2 separate regions of the Homo sapiens genome follow, and region 1 is linked to region 2. The links are chromatin contacts, found by Hi-C or POLR2A ChIA-PET in ENCODE. All regions are on one chromosome and are shown on one strand. Each heading gives the region's core, a stretch centred on a gene start or an enhancer-like site at or near the end of the contact. The rest is flanking DNA. Distances are from core to core; before and after follow the strand shown. Region 1 overlaps TSPAN18 (tetraspanin 18). Region 2 overlaps TSPAN18 (tetraspanin 18).

What was found. A loop is a pair of places that touch in the nucleus more often than their neighbours do. ChIA-PET counts read pairs that join two places held with the same protein, here RNA polymerase II (POLR2A). Pooled maps may share reads with other maps.
Region 1: a loop to region 2 is called in a map of CD8-positive, alpha-beta T cell, with 5 times the contacts of the local background. The contact joins two enhancer-like sites. A Hi-C loop is called at or near these places in 2 of 168 maps with a recorded cell type or tissue (CD8-positive, alpha-beta T cell and dorsolateral prefrontal cortex), 4 of 37 single-sample maps with no recorded cell type and 5 of 50 pooled maps. POLR2A ChIA-PET finds 5 or more read pairs at or near these places in 3 of 52 experiments (A549, WTC11 and endothelial cell of umbilical vein).

Annotation. Positions count from the first base shown.
Region 1 is chr11:44,909,000-44,913,223 of GRCh38, reverse strand. It overlaps TSPAN18 (tetraspanin 18), which reads right to left. Exons shown (of 10, transcript NM_130783.5): 5 at 3,325-3,519. Among named protein-coding and RNA genes, the nearest start is that of TP53I11, 40 kb to the left of the region's middle. RefSeq lists an enhancer at 1,361-2,217. Within about 2 kb of position 1,728, at least 4 of the 41 ENCODE cell types and tissues checked have a DNase peak (open chromatin) inside an H3K27ac peak, as active enhancers do.
Region 2 is chr11:44,822,727-44,826,806 of GRCh38, reverse strand. The region is part of intron 2 of TSPAN18 (tetraspanin 18); the gene reads right to left. Among named protein-coding and RNA genes, the nearest start is that of TSPAN18-AS1, 88 kb to the right of the region's middle. RefSeq lists enhancers at 1,552-2,417, 2,418-3,282, 3,283-4,080 and a silencer at 2,515-2,809. Within about 2 kb of position 2,231, at least 2 of the 41 ENCODE cell types and tissues checked have a DNase peak (open chromatin) inside an H3K27ac peak, as active enhancers do.

The DNA.
Region 1 (4,224 bases), core at 479-2,978, 87 kb before region 2:
GAGCCAGGTTTCCTGGGCTGACTAAAGTCACTCTTTTGGCCCCTCTCAAGACAAGCCTTCTCTCCTTTCTGACAGGCTGAGAAAGCAGTGAAAGGCTTCTAGAAGGATCCCAGAAGCTGCCAGGGGTGAGGCTCCATGCCCTCTTCGGTTGGAACCACCACACAGTTAGGTCCAGGTTCAGCCGGGAAGGGAGAAGTGGTTTTTCTTATTTTTTAGGGCATAAACCTTTTTGAAAACCTTCCAGAAACTTTGGTGCCTTTCTCTGGAAACACTCACAGAACCCCCCCAACCCCCATGCACACAACACACATGCACACACAACACACATGTGCACACACAGGCACATGTGCACATGCATATATATGTGCACCCACGCACACATGACACCCATGCACATGTAACGCCCATGCACGTATAACACCCATGCATGCATAACACCCATGCACATACAACACCCATGCACGTGTACATATGCACAAAGCAATGCACACATGTACACACAAACACACACGATAGAACACAACATACATGCACATACAACACACGTGCACATACACACTGTACCCATACACATGAGTATGCACACAATCCATGTATACACAATACACATACACAGGACCTGACATAACATAACATTTTGCATATAATTTTAGGTAAATTTTGGAGTCCATTCCAGGCTATCCAGAGCCTGTGGATAGCCCTGGTCTGGGAGCCAGAAGACCTTGATCCAAGCGTCCTTTGCCTCTGACCCACACTGTGACCTCAGGCTTGTGTGGGCGGGGCCCTAGAGAGGGGAGGGCAAGCAGGGGAAGTGGAGAGAGAGACAGGGAAACGGGGAGGGAGAGATCAGGACAGGGACAAGGAAAGGGCGTAGGAATAAAAACAGAGATCAAGAGAAAGACAAGGCCAAGTGTGTGGTGCCCGCCTGGAATCCCAACACTCTGAGAGGCCGAGGCGGTGGATCATTTGAGCCCAGGAGTTCAAGACCAGCCTGAGCAACATGGTAAAACCCTGTTTCTACAAAAAATACAAAAATTAGCTGGGCGTGACAGTACGTGCCTGTGTTCCCAGCTACTCGGGGGGCTGAGGTGGGAGGATCACTTGAGGCTAGGAGGTTGAGGCTGCAGTGAGCTGAGATCACACTGCTGCACACCAGCTTGGGCCACAGACTGAGACCCTGTCTCGAAAAAAAAAAGGACAGAGATGGGGAGGACAGAGGCAGAGAGGAAAGGGAGCTACACAGAGATAGGCAGAAAGAAGGGGGACAAAGGGAGAGAGGCGGGGGTGGGGAGGGGAAGGGGAAGGATCTGCCATCAGGCCTTGTCGAAGGGCCCCCAGCCTGGCAGCCAGGATCACCTCTCTCGGGAGGATCGTGGACACATCTCCTACCCCTGGGCCTCAGTCCTGCCTCGCATAGCACGGGAGGGAGGACGTCCTGGGGCGGCTGGCAGGTTTGCAGGCAGCCACTTACTGGAGGAGACTAGAGCCGCTCCAGCCTGCTCCCAGCCAAGAACACCAGCCTGGCTTCCTGTCTTGGCTTCAGAGCCGAGCCCATTAACAATGAATGAGTCCCTGGGGGCCGAGGTGAGGAGGGGGAAAGGGAGGCTGGGTCTGTTCTGGGACCCATATCCAAGCTCCTTTTAAAGTCCCCTCGGGCTCCCCAGCCAAGACTTCTGCGAGCACCGTGACAAGCTGTAGAGAATTGTCCACCAGGGGGCGCTCAAAGTTTTTCTTTGTTTCTCTTCAAATGAAGTCTGCAGTGTTTGCGCTGTTGAAGGACAAATAGGCCCAAGGCTCCTTGTCACTCATTTCGCAGCTGACTTCACTTCCTTTGGATGGGGAGCATCTCACCGGGACACAAATGGGGCCGTGCAGTGTGCTCTCGTCTGGGGAGGAGGTATGGTGCCAGGTCTCTCCTCCCAGCACTGCTGGTGCTGGCTTATCTACAGAACCTTGCAAGGGAGCCCCCCAGCCAACCAGCCCAGTTCTCCCTGTCATTTAACTCCGCCCACGAATTCGCCCATGAGGAGCATCCGCAAGCTTACCCAGACACACCCACGCTTCTCTAAACAGGGCTGTTTTTAACTTACCCTGTAGCGGGACTGGGCTCAGCCCAGAAGTTCTCCAAGTCCAGGACCTCTTAGAGAAGACCCATCCACCCAGCACAGGAAAGCAGGCGGAGGCCCCAAGCGCCACCACCCATGGGAATCCAGGAGACTCGAGAACGAGAAGACCCACTGCTTGTCTGGTTTGGCTGTGATCTATAGCTGAGCTGGTCGGCCCCCTCGTTTAACAAGAAGACATGGCTGCTCTGGGAGGTTGGGGAACTAGATGGGAGGCACACCCTTAGGGGATGGAGCAGGGAGTACCCTCAAACCAGGCCTGCCCACTGCCCAGCTCATCCGCACGGCTCGGCTGCCTCCCCTGTGCCTGTCTGTGAGGGAAGGGACCATCACTCCTGGTCCCCGACATATCTTCAGCACCCAGTGAACTACATGCGCATGATAGGAGTTCAAGGGCTACTTACTTGATGAATAAGAAACCTTCAGAGGCCATATCATACCGTTTCAGAATTGCATATCTACAAGGGGAAGGCCTCATCCACTAGGCATCTTAGCGATGTTACTAAGGAGTTATATATTAGAGTTTTTAATAGCAAGCAAGTGGAAAAACATCAAGGTCAATGTCAGTGCTCTCAGCTGACCATGCCTTGGAGAAACCTGGTTGTTCAGACCTGGATGCCAAGGCCCCCGCCATCTGGGCCAGCTCACCCACTGCAGGCACGGGCCCACTGCAAAAGCAGGCTCTGGAAGCTGGGGCCACCAAGGCAGATGGAAAAGGCTGGGGACCGCCCCACCCCTGGAGGTGGACCTATGTGGCACAAACCTTATTCTGAGTTTCCTGGCATGCGGACACAGACTAGGTGTGTGTTAAGCCAAGGGTCCTGGATTGACTGCAGGAAAGCAGCAAAATGAAGTGGGAGAGAGGAAGGGCTACCCCAGGGAGAAAACAGGTCCCAAAGGCATGGGAAGAGGCAGCCTGAGGCACTGCAGGGGCCCTGACCTAGCGTCTGTATCATCCCCTCTGCTGCCAACTCCATGGGACTCTGGGCAAGTTGCTGAATGTCTCAGGGTTTCAGGACCATTGACTACCAAATGAGTGGGGTCAGACGTGCTCATCTCCATGATCCCTTCTGCTTTGACAGCCCGCCCCAGTTTGGGAAGCACTGGTCTGAATGGAAGCCAGGCAGGGCCTGGGAGTCTGCAGCCAATCCCTGACACCCCTCAGAGCACCCATGGATGGGGTGGGGGCTGGGGTACTCACAAATAGCAGCAGACACTTGTTCTCACGGACGGCCCCGCAGCAGCCCAGGAAGCCGAGCAGAAAGAGCAGGCCCCCCATGGCCAGGAGGATGTAGGCGCCCGTGAGGAGCAGAGGATTGGCAGCCACGATCTCCCGGAAGCCGGTGGGGTCCACCATGACCCAGATGCCGATGGCCAGCAGGCAGGCCCCGCCCAGCTGCTCGGGCCAGTGGAGGAGTTGGGAGGAGAAACAGGCAGAAAGGGAGGTTAGGCACTTCTGACCCACCACTCCCCTGAGCCAGCCCCAGGGTCAGAGGCATCAAGCACTAGGTGAGCCAGGCAGGAATTCACCTGCGGCGAGAGCCAGTGAGTCCCAGCCGCACCTTGAATTGCTTTTAATTTTTCTAGCTGCCGTGACCTTAAGTGCAACACGCATCCTCTAAATCCAATTTCCGACCCAAGCCCCACCTCGGGCTGTATCACATAAAGGCTATTTGCCAATTTTATCTTCTCTTGAAATGTCAGACCTGTAGGATTAGGAGGTCATCTAGTCCAACCCTCTGATTCCATACAGAGGGAACCAACAACTTGCTGAAGGTCACACAGCAAGTTCATGGCAGAGTCAGAGTTTGGTCGCAGGCCCCCTGACTCCAGCCTCAACACCCTAAACAAAGGTCCATGAACATGCTCTGAGTCAGCCCTATGCTGTGTTTGCACCACCCATGCTAGGGGCTGGGAAGACACAGACCAAGTCATCGTCATTGTCCCCCATGGGACTCTCAGTGAGGTTCCAACTTGAGAGTGGGCTCCCCACTCTCAAATCCATAGCTCAAAAGATTTCTTATTTATGTCTCCATCAACATGGGCTCTCTATGCCTTATTTATCTTTGGAAAGAGGCAGCGTAGTCTAGAGAGAGAGCTG
Region 2 (4,080 bases), core at 982-3,481:
GGCTGACTCAGGCTCTGTGCAGAATCCAAACCCCTGTGTGTGTCTATCCACAAGGGCACACAAACATCCAGAGGCAAGGCCTGCAGCGTAAAGAGCTTTGGCTTTAGAGTCTGACATTTCTGGTTTCAAATCCTGGCTCTACCACCTATTAGCTGTGTGACTTTGGGCAAGTGACTTAAACATGCTGTGCATCAGTTTCTTTATCTCTAAACCAGGTGAGACAAGATGAGCCAGGTAAAACCCTGAGAGCAGTGCCTGGCACACAGCAAGCTTAGGTGCTAATATCAGTGGTACCTGCCGGCGATAGACATACAGACGATGATCCAAAAATATCCACCCTTCATGTACAGGCAAATGCAAACTTTTTTCTTTTCTTTTTTGAGACAGAGTTTCTCGCTCTTGTTGCCCAGGCTGGAGTGCAATGGCGCCATCTCGACTCAGTGTAACCTCTGCCTCCTGGGTTCAAGTGATTCTCCTGCCTCAGCCTCCCAAGTAGCTGGGATTACAGGCATGCACCACAATGCCCAGCCTAATTTTTGTATTTTTAGTAGAGACGGGGTTTCTCCATGTTGGTCAGGCTGGTCTTGAACTCCTAATCTCAGGTGATCCGCCCACCTCAGCCTCCCAAAGTGCTGGGATTACAGGCGTAAGCCACCACGTCCGGCCCTTCTTTTAGCCTTGCCTGTTGCTGGAAAGCCTTCCTTTCTGCGATGGCCCCCTCACTTTGTGTGTGGTGTAAGAGTGTGGCCCCTATCTCCCACTATCTTTCCTCCAGCCTTGTAAGGTAGATCTTATCCTTGTTTCATTGTAATGATGGGAAATGCAGGCTGAGAGAGGAGAAGCTCCCAGCCTGAGGCCCACAGTCAGAAAGAGGACAGAGTGGGGACCCACACCCTGGTTTTCGAGGCTGCCTTGCCTTGCATGTCCTGTAAGGCCTGTAGACAGTAGACAGAGCGAGCATCCAACCCTAAACACACTCATGGAGAAACAAGCCCACCAGGGTCTCTGTTGTGAACTGGGGACGTCTGAGGATCCGTGAAATGGCCTTGTCTAAGAAAACAGGCCCTGGGTGTACAAAACCCAGCCAACCCCCGCTTCAACATTTCCATCAGGTTCAAATGCTGAGACGGCAACATCCCTGAAACCTGTAAGGAGATAGCTGCATGGCCCCTGACTCCTGTTTCCAGCTCGAGTCTGTCAGGAGACTTCACACAGGAGGGGTCCCGCTGGGATGCATCAAGTCAGGCAAGACCAGCCTTGTTCTAGGAGAGGTTCAGCCTCTGCTGGAGCCTGAGAGCCCACCAGTGAATCGGGGCGCACACTGCAGAAGGTGGCAGGACCCAGGGAGAAGCTTGAGAGCACTGGAGTCAGACTGACCGGGGCTCCCACCCAGGCTGCCCATTTCCTAATAATGTGAACTGAGCCATTTACTCAACCTGGTGGGGCCTCAGTCTTCTCATTTGTGAAATGGGGAAAAAGTCAGCCCTCCGTTCTTGGCTGCGCTGAGGTGATCTGCAAAAGCTCTCACACAGTTTCTGACACATGGAAGGTGCTGGATAAACATCAGGCTCTAACATGTTGCCTTCTACGTGTCCTTCAGTTTGGAGTCAAGAGAAGAGATCAAAAGGGAGCTCTGCCCTCCTTTGATATTCAGGAGTCAGCAGGAGCACTCAGGTCAGAACTCCTCCCCGAGTTCGGGGTGGTGGGGGGTGGTGGGAGGGGGCTCTGACCTAGCACCCTATAAAAGGAAGGTAAAGCTCCAGCACTGGCACAGCTTCATGCCCCTATTGTTGTCTGACCACACTGAACTGGGAGGATGGGTTTAGTGTCTGTGTCTAGGACCAGAGAAGGGTGTAGGGAGGACAAGGATGAGCTGATGTTGATTTTTACATTCTCAGCCCCAAGCGAAGCCTTTGGCTGGTGCCAGTCAACATCTGTAGCATGAGTGAATGAATGAATGAGAGCATCATCCCCGCAGAAGCATCAGACACACAGTCTCTCCTTTCTCCGGCTTCTCCCAAAATTGAACAATTATCTCAACAATAACAGCCACAATTAAAACCCAGCACTGGCCCTGTGAGCCAGGAAGCCCAGTGTGTTTACTCTGAAGGCCTCCGCGGCTGGGATGTGAGGAGCCGGCCTCTGGAATCCCAGGCACAGGCCCGTGGGCCCCTGGCTTTATCTCCCTGCTTTCTCCTTCCTCCCATTGTCCTGTCTGGCTTCCCACAGCCCTAGACAAGGCCCCAGCTTTGTTTGGAGGTCACAGGGTGGCCCTGACTGCCCCAGAGGTATTCGGTTAGGGCAGAATGGCCAATGCCCCTCCTAGGGAAGCATTCCTTTCTGAACTTTCCCAGTGACCCTCCCCCACACAGCTTGGTTTCCTCAAAGACATCAAGGCCACCACATCCCCTATCCCTGCCCCCAGCCCCAGTTGGGGGTGGGTGATCAGAGGCCCCCCAAAGAGGCCAACTGATTAGCTAAGGTAGAGGGCAGGCAAAAAATTAACAAGACAAATGAATAGCCAGGACCAATAAATTAAAATACTACATAGTGACAGCTAGGAGGGGTGTGGGGTGAGGGCAGGGTGCCAATCCATCCTTCCCTAGCGGAGGGGAAATTCAAAAGCACCAGAGGTTTCTGAAGACTGAGCTCAAGAAACAAATGATCCCTCAAAGGCCTGAACTCCAAACCCTCAATGATGGTAGCGAGGCAGGCTTTATGTTGAGGGAAGACCCCGACAGCAGGAGGTGGAGCTGGGGGCGGTCATGACCAAGCCTTGCTTTTTAGCCGATTCCCAGCGACTGGCTACAGCACGGGACTCTAGTACCTCTTTCCAGAGACAGACAAGAAATAAGCTCCATAAATCCTGGTTTTCCGGTATGAGTGGTGCCCAGTTCCGAGAGGGGGGCCTCTTTCATATTCTCTTCCTCCCTCCACCAGCTACTCGACTCAAATGAGCTTCTCTGATTGTCTCAGAGGGTGATGGGAAATGCTGATGACAAAAACATGATGATATCAGTTCTATTCATTTTGCCTTAAACCTAAGCCAGGACCTTTACTTTTGATAGCAGCAGGAGACAAATAGGGGCAGGTCCCCGGTGAAACCTCACCTCCAAGCTGAAGACAGTTTAAAGCCTGAAAGCCAAGCTACAAGTCAAATCCATGGACCAGATTGAGAACCTGTCTTCCAGTCTGGTGTGCTTTCCTCTGATTGATCCCCACCCTTAACCTATTCTACACTTACCTACCCTTTCCTAATTGGTTTTCTACACTGTTGTGCCCACCTTTGAGTGGTGTCTTTACTTTAACCTTTTTTGCATACTCCTAAATCAATTGGCATGCACTCACCATTGTGAGTCCATAAAAAGCCCTGGACCCAGCCACACTAGGAGAGAAACCACCCGACTTCGGGGGAGAGAAAGCCCCCCGCTGCATCGCCTCTCCACTAGAGCTGTTCCATTGTTCAATAAAATTCTTCTCCACCCATCCTCACCCTTTGAATTGTCAGCATATCCTCATTCTTCTTGGACACAGGACAAGAGTTCCAGAACCACCAAATGTGGGTACAAGCTATAACGCAAGCAGGCCGAGTGGGCAGGGTGCCTCTAGTGGTAGGCCTGGGGCTGAGCAAGGCCTGGGCAGTGGGGGGGCGTTGCCGGCCGTGGAGGTCCCTGATTGGCAAAGTGGCTGAGAAAAATTCTGTGTCACTTTCCAATGTTGTAATGAATGAAGTGATGACCTGGATAGTAACATCAGCAGCTCACATTCACTGGGGGCTGACTATAGGCCAGAAGTGTCTTGCTGATCCTCATTGCAAGTCAGGGAGAATTTGTACAAGGACTCAGAAAGTCTAAGAAACCTGCCCAATGTTACACAGCTGGTGGGAGAATCAACTCAGCTCCACCTACATGTGAGACCCTCAGTCCCTTTAATTCCCTTAACTTGGTTTAGCAGGACTTATATTATACAATTGGAGAAAGTGAAGCCCAGGTCAATGATTTATGTCATTTGTCCTCAGAAGCAGGGTCCTGGTCTTCATTTGGGGTCTGACATTTTCCCAGAGTTAGCCTGTGTCTCCTC